2 separate regions of the Homo sapiens genome follow, and region 2 is linked to region 1. The links are chromatin loops, found by intact Hi-C in ENCODE. Cell type or tissue: breast epithelium. All regions are shown on one strand. Region 1 overlaps NFATC1 (nuclear factor of activated T cells 1). Region 2 overlaps NFATC1 (nuclear factor of activated T cells 1).

The links. Peaks named below come from ENCODE experiments on the same cell type or tissue, not always from the same donor. Only the 100,000 strongest peaks of a DNase experiment are listed, where the experiment ranks them.
Region 2: it touches region 1 in a loop (2.6-fold over the local background); 13 of 110 quality-filtered maps call a loop at or near these places.

The regions. Positions count from the first base shown.
Region 1 is chr18:79,401,146-79,406,145 of GRCh38, forward strand. All of the region lies in intron 1 of NFATC1 (nuclear factor of activated T cells 1), which reads left to right. Among named protein-coding and RNA genes, the nearest start is that of NFATC1, 7.7 kb to the left of the region's middle. RefSeq lists enhancers at 3,692-3,751, 3,873-4,468. In breast epithelium, no CTCF peak of the experiment used is centred here; DNase peaks (open chromatin) are centred at 2,428 and 4,803; H3K4me3 peaks cover 2,415 bases; H3K27ac peaks cover 4,762 bases.
Region 2 is chr18:79,474,338-79,479,337 of GRCh38, forward strand. All of the region lies in intron 8 of NFATC1 (nuclear factor of activated T cells 1), which reads left to right. LOC107985162 (a long non-coding RNA gene) reads right to left here. Exons shown (of 2, transcript XR_001753518.2): 1 at 1-5,000. Among named protein-coding and RNA genes, the nearest start is that of NFATC1, 81 kb to the left of the region's middle. In breast epithelium, no CTCF peak of the experiment used is centred here; DNase peaks (open chromatin) are centred at 1,774, 1,924, 2,464 and 2,834; H3K27ac peaks cover 969 bases.

The DNA of each region.
Region 1 (5,000 bases):
CCCCTGGGCCTGGGCCCCTCTCCCGCTGCCCGGGATCTCTTCTGTCCAGGTCACCCCAGGCTGGTCACCGTCCGCCCCTGTCTGTGCCCATTCTCAAGGCCTCGTGTCTGCCCTCCCCGCGCGGAGGTGAAGCCGGAGGAGCTTGGCAAGCAGGGACCTCCGCCGAGTCTGTAATGAGGGTCATATTTTCCGTATCGTTCACTACTCTCTTTTAAAAACTCCAACGTCTTGATCATTTTTTGAAAATAAGCGCTCCAACCAAACCTGTGCTGCCTGCGGTTCTCGACTCACCACTCCCCAAATGTCTTCCCTGCCTGGGCCTGGGTTCTAGGTCTTTGGGGTCAGTGGGAGCCAAGGCAGATGAGGGTGGGAGAGAGACCCGCCGGAGGCCCTTCCCACCCGGGCTGCCTGTGGCCCTGGCGCCGCCTTCCAGAGCTGGTTCCAGTCCTCCCCGGCTTGAGCCAGGACATTTCAGCAGAAGAGTTTTCTACCTGGGTGTGCCATGCGAGAGTGTCGCCCCACTCCCGACCTCTCTTTATGGGGTGAAAGTCGGTCCCATGAGAGTGTGGCCACCAGGGTGGCCCCTCTGGGATCTGTTGGGGTGGAGGCTCCCACACCCGTGCAGTCATCGGGGGTCGGGTGGGACCTCCCAGTACACCCCCGGTCGTTCACAGCGTGAATCACTGACTGTGGGCCTGCGACAGGCCCAGTGCTGCCAGAACCCAGGCCCTACACCCCAGTCAGAGGCCCAGGGGGCCTGCAGGACAGTGTACGGCCCTGGGCCCTCGGCCCTGGCTGAAGATTTCACTGCTTTGCCTCCTTGAAGAAGCACAGGGGGTAGTTATCCCCATGGAGCTGGGTCTCCCCGGCCTCCCAGGCCTCCAGGGTGGGCTGTGCCACACTGGGCACTGTGTCTGGCTTGGCACGTGGTCAGCGCACCCCCAGTGACAAGGGCCACTTCCGTGCCTCCGTGCACACGTGACTGTGCGCGACAGCAGCCTCGGGAAGGACACCGCCGGCGGCGGCATCCTCCTGTGACTGCACAGGTAACTCCAGGCTTATCCGGGAAGACGCACAGGAGGCCAGTCTCTGCCCCTCGAGGCCTAGTCTCACAAGGACGCCACAGTTTATACACCATTTTGAGGTGGGCGGGCTTCCTGCTGGCATCGGATATGGGGACCCTGGTGAACATGGGGTCTCTCCTGACCCAGAAGCAGGTGGCCGCCTTCCAGGTGGGTTCAGGACACAGTCCTCCCCGGCACCCACCGGGCTCATTCCCCCAAAACACTCCTTGAGCAGAATGAGTGAAGCCGTGAACCTCACCCTCGCAGGCACCCTGGGCCCTCCGGAGCTGCGCCCTTCCCCGGGAGCCCCGCAGAGCTGGGCTGCTGGCTCTCCAGGCGGCTTGTGAAAGCTTTCTGCTGTGTCCTTGCCCCTCCAGAGACCACCGTGGTTTTGGGCTTTAGGAGTTGGGGCTCCGAGCAGGAGAGGCGAGAGCTGAGAAGAGCCCCTTCCTGCTTTTACGGTGTCAAGAAGTTGCTAGGAAGGGTTCTTTATGTATCTCATATGTTACGTGTACATATTGTGTTTTCCCGTGAGACACCGTGCTGTTTTCTCCTTTCTTTTTATTACCATTATTACTGCATTTTGATGATGATTCAATGGTGTTAATTATTTATATCACATTGTTAAATGATTACATTGACTCTCCAGCTTTTGACGGGTGATAGAAACTACTTCACGTTGTTTCTGGGATGAACCTGGATATAAATGAATACATGAATAAGTCTGAGATCAATTGCAAAGCAAGGCAAACTGGGTTTTATAGATTAGACTAAGCACAGAAAGTCAAGCTTTGTTGTAAAGGACGTGGCCGGCCCTGAGCCCAGGAGGCAGTCTGTCAGCCGGATCCCCTGAGAAGGGGCTGTACGTCCTGGCAGAGCTGAGGTCAGTGTACCGGGGTTGGGGGCTGCAGCCGCAGGGTGGCTGACTGTGGCCAGGAGCCTGGCCCACGCCGCTGTGGCCCCCACCCCTTCCATCTCGCTGGACTTAGGTCCAGGCTGCGGGCACAGGTCCCGCGTCTTCACGGGGTGCTTTGAGGGAGGGGCTGTGTCTTGTTCTTTATTTCGAAAGTGCTCAGCAGGTGCAAAGAATAGATATTCAGTAACCATTTGTTGGGACAATGAAAAGAGAATATTGTAAATAATTTCCCAGGCGGGATGGGAGTGGCGTTTGGGCTTCCAGGGTCTGGCTTCTGGCTGTGTCCACCCAGGAGCAGGCCCCGGGCTTCCCTCTGCAGAGAGGAGGTCCCGCTCCCTTCTGGGGCTCAGGAAATAGCTGCTTCGCTGTCAGCTGGGAGGCGGGCGTGCCCTGCTTCCCGCCCCAGGGCTCCTGTTTTCTAAGTTATTTTGGCCAGCTTGGCTGCTGCCAGCACTGTCGCCGTGGCAACTCAGAGGAAATTGGCCAAGGCCTCTGTGTTTGGGCTGGAGCCTCTCTGGCAGTCGGGGCCACCCTCCGAACCTCTGTGTGCCCGGGTCTGCCACTGGCCTGTGCCCACTGCTGGGGCATTTAATGGTTCCCTTGTGGAAAGGCAACATCTTATGCAGAATTGAAGCTTTGGAAGACTTTTATTCTCAAGTCCATTTTCACCAAATAGGATTTCTCTTCCCCAAGAGGGCCCGGGGTGTCCGTGGCTGGTCGGGGGCTGTGGCAGGAAACCCGTGGCAGAGACGCCTGGTGAGCAGAGAGGTCCCAGGGGAGAGCTGAATTAGGAATGCTCTGTTGTTCAAGTTCAGTGTTTTAGGAAAGCGTTCCTGCTATTACCATGCACAGCTCATCCCCTGACGTTCTAGAGGTGTTTCCGTGGAGGGTGGAGTTACCTGGCAGATTGGAATATTTCAGTTCTGTGTCGTGTTTTTCAAAGGAAGATCTCAGCTAGCCATGAACAACTTGGATATTTTTTAATTCCTTGAAAACAGAATTCAAAAAGGATGCTTTAAAATGATGTGTGCGTCGGACCAGGGGGAATATTCCAGTACCTCTGAGGAACGATGTCCCAGGTTGGGCCCCGGGCTGGACGAAGGACCCTTATTAAGGCGTTGGCGTGCTTATTTATGGAACATTAAATACCGTTTGTTTGCGCTGTGACGAGGCCATCCTATTTGCCTTTGTAAATCTTTCTCGCTGGCAGATTGTTGGGGGAACGGCGTCTGGGAAGCTGTTGCTGTCTGTCATGCCGCGGGCCTGACCACGTCCCGGTGCCACTGTGAGGCAGCGTTTCCCAGGCCTGCTAAGCACATTGCTTCCAACAGCAAGGTCTTGGCGTGGATCGCCCTGCTTCGTTTTGTTTTATTTCCAATACATTCACAGTTGTCATCTGGCCTCACCCACAGCAGACTCCGTGGCTGTCTGGAGAGGTGACAGCAGTGCCTGGGGGTCGACCTGTGGTTCAGCCCCAGCAAGTGCTGAAGGGAATGTTCCTTAAAATGAAAAATAACGTCGTCTGTGATGGCCGCCTCTCAGAGTTTGTGAAAGATGAGAGATCTGGCTGTGGCTGGAGTTGGTGATTCTTGTCAGCAGTGCTGGCCTGATGCGCAAGGCAGAGGCGTGGCTGTCCTGCCCTGCGCACAGCGAGTGAGGGAGTGGCTGTCTGGGAACTGCGTGTCGTGAGGGGCAGGTGCCCTGGGGCTCAGCACGGCGGGGTCTGCAAGGTTAGAATGCTGTGCACCTGTAGGGAGCCCTGACCAGAAGTATTTCATGTATTAATTTAATGTCAGGCACCGATACAGTTTTTTGTGGTTGTTCAGAAACGAGAAAGGTGTGTGGTTCTGAAGTGAATTATTTCTCAGAGTGAGAGAGATCGCTTTTAACAGCTCTGACATGTGGAACTTGCTGAGGCCAGTGGGACTAGGCTGGCCTGAGAGCCGGGTGCTCCCCGCGTGGCCGTCTGTCCTAGCACCCCCAAACCACCTGTGTGTCGTGGGGCACCTGATGGCTGAGCGAGCCGGTGAGGATCAGGGGACTCAAAAGTGAGGAGGTGGCACTTTCAGCAGAGGGGCCATGCCATGACCTTCCGTTAAGGGATTTTGAATGTGCTCTCCGCGATCATTGCTTAGAATCCAGCTGTCTCCCTGCTCACCTGCACTGTCATTTAGTGAATCCTCCTTGGCAAAGAGCCAGGCCCTCCGACACGGCAGCCAGGGAGTGGGGTCACCGAGCTCTGTGGTGGTGTCTGACGTGACATGAATCAGCCCAAGCGCCTCAGAATCGTCAAGAAAGTTACTGGGAATATTTTCCCTTCATGTAAATATGATCCCTTTGAATAGTTAAATAACTCAGATTTGAATACGGTTTAGGTGGGTCATGAAACCAAATTCATTGGGAGCTGGGAGGGAGGGGCTCACAGCCAGGACAGTGGCCCCCGGCGTGTGGGGCTTGGCCTCTGGGGGCAGCTTGACCCCACACCTTGCCCTTCTTCTAGGAGGAACAAGGGAACTTTATCCACTACCCGCCCTCCAAGGACCTGGGCGAGGGATCCTAATGAAATTCAAGCATTTGAGCTTTCGTTTTGTCATTTGTTTGATCAGGGAAAACGCATGCTTAGGTGAGCCCTTTTTGTTTTTTAATAAAGCTTTATGGTGTTTCTTTGCCTCATCGAATCAGGTTTTATTGCAATACTTCAGTTTAAATAAAGGCCCTCGGGTGCCCCAGGCGTCCGTGGGCCTCTGCATGCACTTCCTGCTCTCGCTGTGGGCGGAGTCTCCTCCTCTTCCTCACTTCCCCTCACGCCTGGGCCCCCGTCACAGAAACGTCAAGGGCTACGGCCCCTGAGGACTTGCACACAGAGACCTGTGAGGTCCGCCTCCCCTTTCCTGCCCCGTTTCATCTAGAACCTTCCGGTGATCTGGCTCTAGTACCCCGTGTGGCGCAGCTCTGGGCTCCGTCACTGGCTGAGCAGCCAGTTCAGGGCTGAGTCCTGTGGGAGGATGGTGGGGAGGCCC
Region 2 (5,000 bases), 73 kb after region 1:
CTGTCGACGTTGTAAACCTGAGGGAAGCGTGTTCTCACGCTCACCGTCGACGTAAACCTGAGGGAAGCGTGTTCTCTCACTGTCAACTTTGCAAGGGAAGCGTGTTCTCGCGCTCACTGTCGACGTTGTAAACCTGAGGGAAGCGTGTTCTCACACTCACTGTCGACGTTGCAAGGGAAGCGTGTTCTCACACTCACTGTCGACATTGTGAGGGAAGTGTATTCTCACGCTGTCGACATAAACCTGAGGGAAGCGTGTTCTCACGCTCACTGTTGACGTAAACCTGAGGGAAGTGTGTTCTCACACTCACTGTCAACGTTGTAAACCTGAGGGAAGCGTGTTCTCACACTCACTGTCGACGTTGTGAGGGAAGCGTGTTCTCACGCTCACTGTCGACATTGTAAACCTGAGGGAAGCGTGTTCTCACGCTCACTGTCGACGTTGCGAGGGAAGCGTTTTCACACTGTCGACGTAAACCTGAGGGAAGCGTGTTCTCACGCTCGCTGTCAACGTAAACCTGAGGGAAGCGTGTTCTCACGCTCACTGTCGACGTTGTAAACCTGAGGGAAGCGTGTTCTCACGCTCGCTGTCAACGTAAACCTGAGGGAAGCGTGTTCTCACGCTCACTGTCGACGTAAACCTGAGGGAAGCGTGTTCTCACGCTCGCTGTCGACGTAAACCTGAGGGAAGCGTGTTCTCACGCTCACTGTCGACGTTGTAAACCTGAGGGAAGTGTGTTCTCACACTCACTCGACGTGAGGGAAGCGTGTTCTCACGCTCACTGTCGACATTGTAAACCTGAGGGAAGCATGTTCTCACACTCACTGTCGACGTTGTAAACCTGAGGGAAGCGTGTTCTCACGCTCACCGTCGACGTTGTAAACCTGAGGGAAGTGTGTTCTCACGCTCACCGTCGACGTTGTAAACCTGAGGGAAGCGTGTTCTCACGCTCACTGTCAACGTTGTAAACCTGAGGGAAGCGTGTTCTCACGTTCACTGTCAACGTTGTGAGGGAAGGGTGTTTTCACGCTCACTGTCGACGTTGCGAGGGAAGCGTGTTCTCACGCTCACCGTCGACGTTGTAAACCCGAGGGAAGCGTGTTCTCACGCTCACTGTCAACGTTGTGAGGGAAGGGTGTTTTCACGCTCACTGTCGACGTTGCGATGGAAGCGTGTTCTCATGCTCACCGTCGACACTGTAAACCTGAGTGAAGTGTGTTCTCACGCTCACTGTCGACGTTGCGAGGGAAGCGTGTTCTCATGCTCACTGTCGACGTTGTGAGGGAAGCGTGTTCTCACGCTCACTGTCAACGTTGTAAACCTGAGGGAAAGGAATTCTCTCTCACATGCTGTGGGGTGCTGGCCCCACCAGGCCTCCCAGGAGACCTCCCCAAAAGTCAGAAGAAGGGCTCCAATTGAAAGGGAGGTCCGAGATGTGCTCGCCAAAACCACCCCCAGCAAGACGCCAGGCATCCTAGCCACCCGACGCTCAGGCCGTGCGTGTCCTCAGAGCGTGTTTTAAAGCAGGAGGGATTTGGGGTGGAAGATTGCTCCTGCAGAAATCAGAGATGAGGGGAGTAAATTAGGGAACCAGCGTCAGGATCCAGACTTCTGTGAAAGAGCCACAGGGCTCAGCATCCGACGGGCGCACCTGGGGCTGGGCGAGTCTGGCTCCAGAAGGGGGGTGGGGCCGGGAGCCTGAGATGGGATGAGAGGGCGGGAAGGGGCTTGTTGAGAAATCTAAGGGCCACGGGCCACCAAAAACAAACCAGGAGGTGTGAGTCAGTGGGGAGGCTGGGTGCCAGGAAGCCTGCGCTCTGGGACATGCGTGGGGCAAGAGGGGCGCCCTGAGCTTGGCGACGCCAGCCGCGCGCCTGGGAGGGATCCGCCTGTCCACGTGCAGCCGCCTCCGGGCGGCGTCGGCCATGCTGCTGCCCCACCGTGGCTCTGTGGCTCCAGCCGGAATGGCAAAGCCTGGCTCCACAGCTGCCTGGGAGCGTGAGTCACGCGCCCCACAGAACACGGCGGGCAGCGCGGGCGAGGATTGGCGAAAGCCGACCGATGTGTTTTGGCTTGTGTGGTCTGTGGGAGCGTCCTTTGTCATCAGCCTAATTGGGCAACAGATCCCACCTCACTGTGCCCTGGAGCAGCACGGGGCCACCACACAGCCTGAGGCCCCACTTGCGCTTCCCCTCGCTGCCGTGCTGTCCTGGCCCCGTCGCTGCCACCTGAGACCCCCATCAAGTACCTGAGCTCTGCGTCTGTTTTCACGCTTCTGTATGTGTAGGAAGCCCCCCACCGATGTTGCTCGGGGTCGACGTGATAAACCTGAGGGAAAGGGAATTCTCTCACCCCGACCGACACACAGGATGGGTGTGGGGGCAAAGTGAGATCATGAACAAAAGCATCTGGGCCCGTCCTGGACACATGGCCAGGGTTAGCCACGGTTGTCAGCCTCCACGGAGCTGCAGTTTCAGCCTGGAGGTCTGTGGCGTGCATGGTTGGAATACTCACCAGACTCACGTGGTCGTGACTCCGGAAGATCATGCCTTCCTGGAAACCTTGGAACGCGCTTCAGCAGAAACTCCAGTGAAGAGTCGGTGAGAGAGCACAAATTCCCAAAGGCGGATGGAGTTCGGAAGGACCCTTCTCTGTCTCCCACATCAGGCGGTGCCTGGTTGGTGCAGATTTACCCCATGGTGGGCCGTGGATCCCTCACCTGCTCTGGAAACTGATCTTGGCTCTGAACAAGGAGAAATGATGCCTCTCAGCCTCGAGGGATGGGTGATAAGGCAGCTTCATCCGCTGTTTTCTTTCATTGTTTGAGAAAAGTCATGCCCCGGAGGTGTCATTCCTGGTTGTTTATGTTGATGGCAAAACTTGGACTTTCTTGTCATACAGCAAACAGAAGACAATCTGATCTTTGTTTTCCAGGGGTTTAGACTTTGAACAAAACCTCTTTTGTCCAGTACTGTAGTGCATCCCTGGTAGAGTAATTCAAGCTGAACACAAGGTTGCATAAAAATGTGGGCATGGGGGAGCAGGGAACTGTCTTGGGATCATTCTTTGCTGTGCACAGCAGCTGCAGCCTGCAGGCAGCTCAGCGTTAGATCTCCCCACCCCCAATGCCACCTGGGGACCAGATGTTACTGTTGGCGGAAGAAGGGGGTCCGGGGCACTGTCTCAGTCTTTGGGGCTTCCATGGTGGAGCACTACCGGCCGTACTGTTGGTGGAAGAAGGGAGTCCGGGGCACTGTCTCAGTCTTCGGGGCTTCCATAGTGGAGCACCACCGGCCGTACTGTTGGCAGAAGAAGGGGGTCCGGGGCACTGTCTCAGTCTTTGGGGCTTCCATAGTGGAGCACCACCGGCTGGGCACCTTGTAAACAACAGACATTGATTTCTCACAGCTCTGGGGGCTGGAAGTCCGAGGTTGGGACTGGTACGGTCGGGTTCTGGTGAGGACCATTCCAAGTTGCAGACAGCCAAAATCCTGCCATATCCTCACATGGCAGGACAGGCGATTTGTCTCTCCCTCCCTGTGGGACGGCAGTCCCGTTGGATCAGGGCCCCACCCTGATGACATTGTTTAACCCCCAGTTACCTCCTGCAAACACCACTCTCAAGTAGAGTCACGCGGACGGGGGTTAGGGCTTCAACATGAGGTTGAGGGGACACGAGTCCGTCCATAGCAGTGACCCCACTTGTCTAAAGCCACAGGGCTGAGCCTGCCCCCTGCCCCCCTGCCTGCCCATCCCCAGGCCCCCGTTCTTGCCCCCAGGCCCCCCCCCGCCCACCCCCAGGTGCTCCCTGTGCTGCAGACAGAGCCCCCGAGGAGCCAGGAGCTGCCGGGCACCAACCACACAGGAAGCCAACAGGTGGGGCAGGCTTGTGCCTGCCACCGTGTTGCTCATGCCGATTTTTATTCTCAGATCTTGTCACCTCTGTCTTGTAGCAGAAGGGGGCCCTGATCTGGGAGCCGTGAAGACCCCAGCTGTCCCCCGGGAGCCAGGCCACACCAAGGCAGCCAAGGGGACTACGTTGGGAGGAGGATGTGGTCCGGGCCATTAAGAGCTGTGATGAGCCCCCAGGTCTGCCCTGGGTGAGGGGCTCTGCCTGCCCTGGGGCTGCATAGACCCGGCTGGGGCTTTAGAACAGGAACCGTTCGAGGGGCTGCGGTGGGTGAAGCCCACTCATGTCCTGGCTCCTGTTACCGGGTAGGGATGGCAGCCCATTTTCCAGGCTTGGGGGTTCTTTAAGAGGCCAGGATTGTGCCGAATGCTCTTTGGCTGACGATGGCCGTGGCGGGGGCTTTGGGAGGGGAGGTCCTGGAGGAGAGGCTTGCCCAGCTCACTGCCTGCGTCTGTGGCCAGAATTGGCACCTGCATGGGGCCTGGAAACGTCGTGCTCACCTGGGGCGGAAGCCCCCCTCCAGGACTCAGCTCCCAACGTCACTGCTACCGAGGCAGAGACTCTGCAGCGGCATCAGAGAGAAGCTGGGCCCCAGAACAGCACCAGGCATGGGACGGGCCCTCCGTGCCTTCCACGGAGGATGCAAGCGTGAGGCCTGGGTCTGCGGGGACGGTTTACCTGTCAGCTCTGCACGCCGCTGACCACTGCGCGCCGCCTCCACAGACAGTCCCCATGGACGCTGGGGCTGCCGTGGACGATGGGGCAGCCATCATGGACAACGGGACTGCCATGGACACCGCAGCCAGCCTGCTCTGTGGGAATATGCTTTGTAAAGCCAGCCGGCCCTGAGGCCAGCACTCGCCTTCCACACTCTGCTCTTTGTAACGAGTTTCATAAACTCACCCTCAGGTGATTGGTGTTTCTGTTGCACCGTTGCTTAGCCTGAAAATGAGCTGCCCTTTTTCTGAGCCCATCCTTTCGCCACCTCTACCCCAGCCCCTCATGGCTGATATCAGGAGGTAGCCAGAGGCCGCCTGGTGCAGGGTGAGCCCGGAACACGGGCAACAGCTTGAACTGGGCCTGTGCGGCC